Linked DNA regions of Homo sapiens: region 1 is linked to region 2. A link is an interaction called in ENCODE POLR2A ChIA-PET data of the cell type or tissue named here. Cell type or tissue: OCI-LY7. All regions are shown on one strand. Links, peaks and the distances in the headings refer to the core of each region. The heading gives the core; the rest is flanking DNA. Region 1 overlaps RAPH1 (Ras association (RalGDS/AF-6) and pleckstrin homology domains 1). Region 2 has its middle 68 kb from the start of CTLA4.

Region 1 (4,397 bases), core at 300-4,299, 290 kb before region 2:
TGGTCTTGAACTCCTGACCTCAGGTGATACGCCCACCTCGGCCTCCCAAAGTGCTGGGATTACAGGTGTGTGCCACCGTGCCTGGCCACAAAATCCATATTGAATTAAATAAAATATACACAGTAAAGAAGAAAGCTCTTACTTACTGTAGAATGCCAACTACTTAATGTAGATGAAATGACAAAAAAAAATCACCATTTTGCAACCACTGTTATAATTATAAAGTATTTATTTTAAAAGTAATTTAAAAACCAAGTTGCTAAGTTTTAAAAAATCAAGGCAAGAATCATCAATAGAGGCTAAAACTAGTAGGTGAAAATTTGATGACATATATTCTCAAAATATCTCCCCACAAATTACTCAGAAGACAACCTTAACCAAGTGACCAAAATATCATCACTACAAAGGCAAACCAACATCAGAGGGTTCCAGTTATAATGCATTGGGAAGGATACAACATCACTGTAGTTATTCCTGCAAAAAATGCAGTACCTGAATCAAATCATAAGAGACATTTTACAAAATAATTGGCCAACACTTTTCAATAATGTGATGGCCAAGAAACAAAGAAAGGCTAAGGAAATGTTCCATATTCAATGGAACTTAAAGAGACATGACAACTAAATACAATGCTTGAACCTGGACTGGATCTTAGACCCAGGGAAAATATCTAAACATAGCCATAAGGACAATGTTGGAACAGTTGACAAAATATGACTGGATTAGATCACAGTATTGAATCAATGTTACATTTCCTGATTTTGATAACAGTATTGCAGTGACGTAAGAGAACATCTTTGATCTTAAGAAATATACACTGGGGCCGGGCACGGTGGCTCATGCCTGTAATCCCAGCACTTTGGGAGGCTGAGGCGGGCGGATCACCAGGTCAGGAGATCAAGACCATCCTGGCTAACACAGTGAAACCCCATCCCTACTTAAAAAAAAAAATACAAAAAAATTAGCCACATGTGGTGGTGGGTGCCTGTAGTCCCAGCTACTTGGGAGGCTGAGGCAGGAGAATGGCGTAAACCCGGGAGGCAGAGCTTGTATAGTGAGCTGAGATAGCGCCACTGCACTCCAGCCTGGGCAACAGAGCAAGACTCTGTCTCAAAAAAAAAAAAAAAAAAAAAGGAAGAAAGAAAGAAATATACACTGGGGTTACAGGCATGCACCACCATGCCTGGCTAATTTTGTATTTTTAGTAGAGACAGGGTTTCTCCATGTTGGTCAGGCTGGTCTCGAACTCCCAACCTCAGGTGATCCGCCTGCCTCGGCCTCCCAAAGTGTTGGAATTACAGGCGTGAGCCACCACGCCTGGCCTTGAGGTTGTTTATATTCTTCTTACAACTTTTCTGTAGGTTTGAAATTACAGTTTTCCCTTGGCACCAGGGGGACTGGTTCCAGGACCTCCACCTATACCCAAATCATGCATACTCAAGTCCAGTAAACCCTCCATATACGTAGGTTTCACATCACCACAATGATCCATGTTTGGCTGAAAAAAAATCTGCATACAAGCAGACCCACACAGTGCAAACCTGTGTTGTTCAAGTGTCAACAGTATATCAAAATAAATTAAGAAAGAGAGAGATGAAGGAGGAGAGATAAAAAGAAAAAAGTCTTTACCCTCAGAAAGCTATAATTAGGAAAACAGTGTGTTAACAAATAGATCATCTAAATTTCAGAAATAAATTTAAGGAAAAGGAAAAAAAGACAAGCTATAAAACACTTTTACTAAATTAATACGTTTAGTCTAAGGACACTGAAAAATAATTGTGTATTTCTCCAATATATGGTTTTTATTATGTATGCATATGCTCCCTTTCCTAAAGTATATTTGCCTTGCTTACTCAGTTAACCTTTTTAGCTTATTTATAAAAATTTAGCATCTTAGAAAGATATTTATTCATCAGACATCCTTTCACAGATGCAAAAAGAGTCATTTAAAAAATAATTTTTTTTTTTTTTTTTTTTTTTTAAGAGAGAGTCGCTCTGTCACTCAGGCTGGAGTGTGGTGACACGATCTTGGCTCACTGCAACCTCTGCCTCCCAGGTTCAAGTGATTCTTGTGCCTCAGCCTCCTGAGTAGCTGGGATTACAGGTGCACACCACCACACCTGACTAATTTTTGTATTTTTATAGAGATGAGATTTTGCCATGTTGTTCTCAAACCCCTGGCCTCAAGGGATCCAACCACCTTGGCCTCCCAAAGTGCCTGGATTACAGGCGTGAGCCACCACACCCGGCCCTAAAAAAATAAGTAATTTTTTAAAAAGTTCGTTAACATCACAAGTAGGTCAGAAAAAAATCAGAATTCGGTTCCAAATCCAAAGTTAGTATTTAATTAAATTGAAATGCTTACAGTAAATACAGACTTCAAGATGGGTATTTTTAAAGATGTTTTGATTATTAAAACTGTGTTACTTTTGTTACTGTCAGAACAAAAGGAGTAAAACAGTAAATCACTTCTATTTTGCATTATTCATTAACATATTTCCTGACCTCTTCCCAACATCCAGATAGGAGGTATTACTAAAGTTGATCAAATATCCCCCACTGATATAGTTTGGATGGGTATCCCTGCAAATCTCATGTCAAATGTAATCCCTAATGTTGGAGGTGGGGCCTGGTGTGAGGTGATTGGATCATGGAGGTGGTTTCTCATGAATAGTTTAATACCATCCCCTTGGTGCTGTCCTCTCAATAGTGAGTTCTTGTGAGATGTGGTCATTTAAAAGTGTGTGGCACCTCCCCCCTACTCTTGCCCCTGCTCCGGCCATGTCACCTGCCTTGTTCCCCCTTCACCTTCTACCATGATTGTATAAGCTTTCTGAGGTCTCCCCAGAAGCAGAGCAGATGCCAGCATCATGCTTCCTGTATAGCCTGCAGAACCATGAGCCAATTAAACCTCTTTTACTTATAAATTATACAGTCTCAGGTATTTCTTTATAGTAATATGAGAATGGCCTAATACATACAACCAAAAAAGCTTCAAGATGTCTGCTTTCTGTTTCTATCTCATAAATGTAAAATTCCTAGGAAAGACATTTTACCACTCATTACTGATAAAAGATACATTTAATACTGTCGGCGCCTGCCTGTAATCCCAGCTGCTCAGGAGGCTAACGTAGGAAAATTGCTTGAACCTGGGAGGCAGAGGTTGCAGTGAGCTGAGATCATGCCACTGCACTGCAGCCTGGGTGATAGAGCAAAACTCCATCTCAAAAAAAAAAAAAAAAAAAAAAAAAGTCCTCTTGAGGTTCTTGAGGGTAATAGGAAGTAATCCCTTACCAAAGGCTGTAGTAGAGGTAGGGACCATTCATAAAGAAGCCAGAGGATTAAGAGAATAGAAATGGGAAAAAGGATGCTCTGCAGGAGAGCAGAGAGTATTCTCCAGGGTGGCATCCCCCAGGCAATTAAGACATTTTCTTCCAGGGTCACTGAAACTACAAAAACAAACTCTCAAACCTGGGATGCAAACTCAAATACCTGCAGGGGTCAGGCAGCCAATATACATACTGGTGGTGGTAGTTAGATATAAACCAATAGGGAGTGGTGAGGTCTGGGAACTGTGACAGCACACCTCAGCTAAAAACACTAGAATTTTTTAAGTTTATTCTGGAATTAAGATAGTGGTGAAGGTTGCATGACCTTGTGAATGTAATAAAACTCACTGAGTGTACACTTTAAAAGAGTAAATGTTTGGGAGGGTGAGGCAGGAGGATTGCTTGAGCCCAGGAGTTCGAAACCAGACTGGGCAACATAGCGAGACTCTGTCTGTATTAAAAAATAAATTTAAAAAAAGAGTAAATATTATGTATATCTCAATTTAAAAAAAACTAAAAGTTTAAGTGTGTGCTAGTTAAACAAGAGAGGAGTTAGATGCCACTTCCTCTGAGAAGCCCATGAACTCTGTACCTCTATGGCATTTATAGCTAATCAGCTTTGTATTATGTGGTGGTTACTGGTGCACTTGCCTTATCACCCTCCACACCCAACTAGATTGCAAGCTCTGGAAAGAGAGAAACCATATGGTTCTCATTTTTCACCCCAGAGCAACTACCACAGAAATATATTCTTTCTTGATGCAAATTTCGACTTTTTTCTGCCAAGTATTTCTAATTTAAGATGACTCAAAGCTAAAGGTACATTTCTTTAAAAAAAAAAAAAAGTGGCCAATTTATCTGGTTCTAGTTTAAAGAAATATTAATCAAAAGAAACCAACACATTCCAAAATTAATTTCCCTATCAATAGAAGAATGGTTAGGAAAAATCAGAAAATTCTGCAATGCACTTTAGCTTCAGAAGAGTATTTTAATAGTATTTCTATAAGGTTATTTCAAGGCATATGATTTGATTCAATAGCTGCGTTAATGACTCTCTGGTAAAAATTA
Region 2 (4,397 bases), core at 217-4,216:
TCTTTTTTGCTGGGATACACATGAGTGCTACATACTTCCACTGAATGTATCCAGATTTGATCAAAAACAGCAAATTGTGGTAAAGCAAAGCACCACGGTTATTCATGAGTCACAGAACTATATGCAGTTCACCAGAGCTGGTAGCTGTCTCAGTTTGGGCCCTCTCTGAAGCAGAGCCTGAAACAAGGACTTGGATGCAGGCAGTTTATTATTATTATTATTTTATTATTATTTTTTTGAGACAGGGTCTCACTCTGTCACCCAGACTGGAGTGCAGTGGCATGATCTTGGCCCACCATAACCCCGCCTCCCAGCGTTAAGTGATTTTCCTGCCTCAGCCTCCTGAGTAGCTGGGATTACAGGTGTGTGCCACCACGCCCGGCTAATTTTTGTATTTTTAGTAGTGATGGGGTTTCACCATGTTGGCCAGGCTAGTCTTGAACTCCTGACTTCAAATGATCCACCCGCCTCAACCTCCAAAGTGCTGGGATTACAGGCGTGAACCACTGCTTCCGGCCCAGGCAGTTTATTTGAGAGGTGATTCTATGAAGCAGGAGTTAAGGAGTGATGAGATAAGGCGGGAAAGGAGGAAAAACTAAGATAAGGGCACATGATGGAGTTTGTCACATTAAGCAAGGGGGCCTTGATTCTCCCCGGACCGTGGAGAAGCATGCCAAATGCCTCTCAGAAGCATCCACCTGAAGGGTTCTCCAGTCACATGCTCTTGAGGATTTCCCTGAGCTTTACTGCTCTGAAATTCTGTGTTTATGCTTGCACATGGTGAGGTGGAATTCAGAGAGAGCCATGAGGTAAAACAAAAACAAAACCAACAAATTAGGGTGAGGGGATCTTCTAGAAAGGTGGAGTAAAGACCTTCAGAAATCTGCTCTTTCATACAAGCAGTGAGAACTGTCCAAATCAACTTTTTCAGAATTCTGGAAATTACTTAAAGTCTTACAGCAGTCTGGGTGCTTACTCAAGAAAAACAGCTGAATCTCAGTAAGAGGAGCAAGACCTGTGGCATTCCAAATTGCCCTAATTCCATCCCACTCTCACAGCTCGGTCAGGCCATGCAAATCAACAACCTTAAAACCGGCAGTTGTGAAAACACAGCCTAGCAGCTACTGCAGGGTGCAGAACAGGCTCGGAGTCCCCCAAAAGCCCATCCCTAGAGAATTTGTCACTATTTGACCTGACAGCTCAGGGCTCGTCTGTTTCATTTGACTCAGAGGTTGTTCCATGCAACCAGCCCTACCCATAGGGCATTTATCAACAATAAGCAAAAGGCAGTTGTTTAACATTGCATTACCTGAGGTGCCATTACAAATTCAGGCTAACAAGAGGCTAAGCACAAAATATAAGAGGAACACTGGTGAATTAGATAACTGTATGGGTTTTGAAAAGCTTTGCCATATTCCTACAAATCTAGAAGGCCACATGCATGCATAGGGCTGTGTACATGCTCAGGAAAGTACTGGAAGACCCTAGGCTCTCACCTGTGGCTGACTTTAAAGCTCTGTATATGCAGGAAGTGAAAGCAAAGGCAGAATTGGAAATGGCTGCTAAAATGTGGGCCAAGGCACGGTGGCTCACGCCTGTAATCCCAGCACTTTGGAAGGCCAAGGCCGGGGGATCACCTGAGGTCGGGAGTTCGAGACCAGCCTGACCAACATGGAGAAACCCCCATCTCTACTAAAAATACAAAATTAGCTGGGCATGGTGGTGGGTGCCTGCAATCCCAGCTACTCGGGAGGCTGAGGCAGGAGAATCGCTTGAACCTGGGAGGCAGAGGTTGCAGTGGGCCAAGATCACGGCACTGCACTCCAGCCTGGGCAACAAGAGTGAAACTCCATCTCAAAAAAAATAAAATAAAATAAGTAAAATGTTGAAGGAGTGACCCAACACACACACAGATGCCACAGGCAAAGACTGGGAGAATCACTGGTTCAAAGAGTTTAAGGAAATCTCGGTCCAGTTATGAGCTGACCGCTAAGCTAACCAAGCTGAGACTCCAGTGGCTGCATAGGGCAAAGAATATGGACTAAACAGAATTAGTCGAGGAAAGTCACTAAACAAACAACAGCAATAAAAAAACAACAAAGAGCAATAACAGCAAACCCTGGGAAGGAAGGGGAATCTGATTTCCAGAGGTGACACATAATTTACAATATCTAGTTTTCAGCAAAAAACGATAAGCCTGACAGATCAAGTAGTGACAGCTCTCCAGGGATGGGCTTTTGGGGAACTCCGAGCCTGTTCTGCACCCTGCAGTAGCTGCTATTTTCAGCTGTGTTTTCATAATTCTCGGTTTCAAGGTTGTTGGTTTACAAGGCCTCACATAAGTATGGCCCACACACAGGGGAAAAAAAGCAGTCAATAGAAACTGCCTCTGAGGAAACCCAGATGTTATACTTACTATACAAAGACTCCAAATTAGTTATCATAAATATGTTCAAGGATCTCAAAGAAACCATGTCTAAAGAATTAAAAGAAAGTATAAGAATGTTGGCCCATTAAATATAGAATATCAACAAAGAGTTATAAATTACAAGAAAAAAGAGAACTAAATAGAAATTCAGGGCTTGGAAAGTTGCTATAGACTGAATGTTTATGTCCCCCGAATTCATATGTTGAAACTGAATCTCCAGTGAGATGGTATTTGGAGGTGGGGCCTTGGGAAGGTGATTAGATCATGAGGGCAGAGCCCACACCAGAACTTGACCATGCTAGCAATCTTATCTTGGACTTCCAGCTTCCAGAACTGTGAGAAATAAATTTCTATTATTTATTTATTTATTTATTTTTTTGAGACGGAGTCTTGCTCTGTCGCCCAGGCTGGAGTGCAGTGGCACAATCTCGGCTCCCTCCCGAGTAGCTGGGACTACAGGTGCCTGCCACCACGCCCCACTAATTTTTTATATTTTTAGTAGAGATGAGGATTCACCATGTTAGCCAGGATGGTCTCGATCTCCTGACCTTGTGATCTGCCCGCCTTGGCCTCCCAGAGTGCTGGGATTACAGGCATGAGCCACTGCGCCCGGCCTGTTCTTTATAAGCCACACAGTTTATAGTATTTTGTTACAGCAATCCAAAGAGAATAAGAAAAAGGTACAACAACTGAAATGAAAAATTCTCTAGAGGGTATCAACAGCAGCTTTGCACTAGAAGAAGAAAGAATCTGTGAACTTGAAAGCAGGTCAACTGAGAGTGCCTAGCTTGTGGAACAGAAAGAAAAAGAATAAAGAAAAATGAATGGAGCCTCAGAGACCTGTGTGACACCATCAAGCATACCACATACAAATAATCAGAATCCAAGGACAGGAGAAAGAGAAGGGGATAGAAGGGGATAAAATATTTGAAGAAATCGTGGCTTAAAAGCTTCCAAACTTTGATGAAAAACATTAATCTGCACATCCAAAAAGGTCAACAAACTCCAAGCAGGAGAACTCAAAAAGATTGACACTTAGATACATGCATTATAGTCAAACTTTTGAAAGACAAAGAGACTATTGAAAAAAGCAAGAAAAACACTCATCACATACTATGGATGCTCATAACAACGTCATTCATAACTGTCAAAAAGTGGAAACAAATGTCCGTTAGGGGATGAATGGATAAACAAAATGTGGTACGTTCATATAAGAGAATATTATTTGGTCACAAAAAGGAATGAAGTTCTGATACATGTTACAACATGGACGAACCTTGGAAACTATGCTAAGTGGAAGAATTCAGTCACAGAACACCATGTACTGTATGGTTCCAGTCATATGAAATGTCCGGAAAAGACAAATCTATAGAGACAGAAAGTAGATTAGTGGTTGCCAGGGGTGGAGGAGAAAGAAATGGAAATTGACCATTAATGGGTATTTTCTGAGATGACGAAAATGCTCTGGTATTAGATAGCACTGATTAATGCACAATATTGAGAATATACTAAAACCACTGAATTGAACACTTTAAGAGTGAACTTTGTAGACTGTGAATTTTATCTTGATAGGCTGTTATTTAAAAAATCAAACAAACTACTTGGTGAGTGCTTGAGGTGGGACACTGCCAGCTGAAGACAAATTTGAGCTCCCATGAACTGCCCCACCACTGTCATGGCTGAAATCAGGTGAATTCAGGGCAGGTGATGTCTGGCACCAAAGAGATATGCTCCAATAGCCTGTGAATAGGTAAAATAAGCTGCAGGTTATGTGCTATTTCTGGAGTTTTGGGGTAAATTTGTGCCTTGCTTTCCTGCTCAAGCAAATGAAAGGGAAAATGAATGAATAGAAGTGGTGCAATTTATAGTGATTACATTGAATCCCCTGTAATTAAATTTAAATACAATTCTAAATTTTATATTCTAAATACAATTCTAAATTATAATATTTTAGAAAAATCATTCATAA

What was found. Peaks named below come from ENCODE experiments on the same cell type or tissue, not always from the same donor. Only the 100,000 strongest peaks of a DNase experiment are listed, where the experiment ranks them.
Region 1: POLR2A ChIA-PET joins it to region 2 with 6 read pairs; 4 of 35 experiments call an interaction of 5 or more read pairs at or near these places.

The regions. Positions count from the first base shown.
Region 1 is chr2:203,507,110-203,511,506 of GRCh38, forward strand. All of the region lies in intron 1 of RAPH1 (Ras association (RalGDS/AF-6) and pleckstrin homology domains 1), which reads right to left. Among named protein-coding and RNA genes, the nearest start is that of RAPH1, 26 kb to the right of the region's middle. In OCI-LY7, for the core only: no CTCF peak of the experiment used is centred there; no DNase peak of the experiment used is centred there.
Region 2 is chr2:203,797,827-203,802,223 of GRCh38, forward strand. No RefSeq gene overlaps it. Among named protein-coding and RNA genes, the nearest start is that of CTLA4, 68 kb to the right of the region's middle. RefSeq lists enhancers at 2,004-2,093, 2,164-2,313. In OCI-LY7, for the core only: no CTCF peak of the experiment used is centred there; DNase peaks (open chromatin) are centred at 1,505 and 2,315; H3K4me3 peaks cover 246 bases.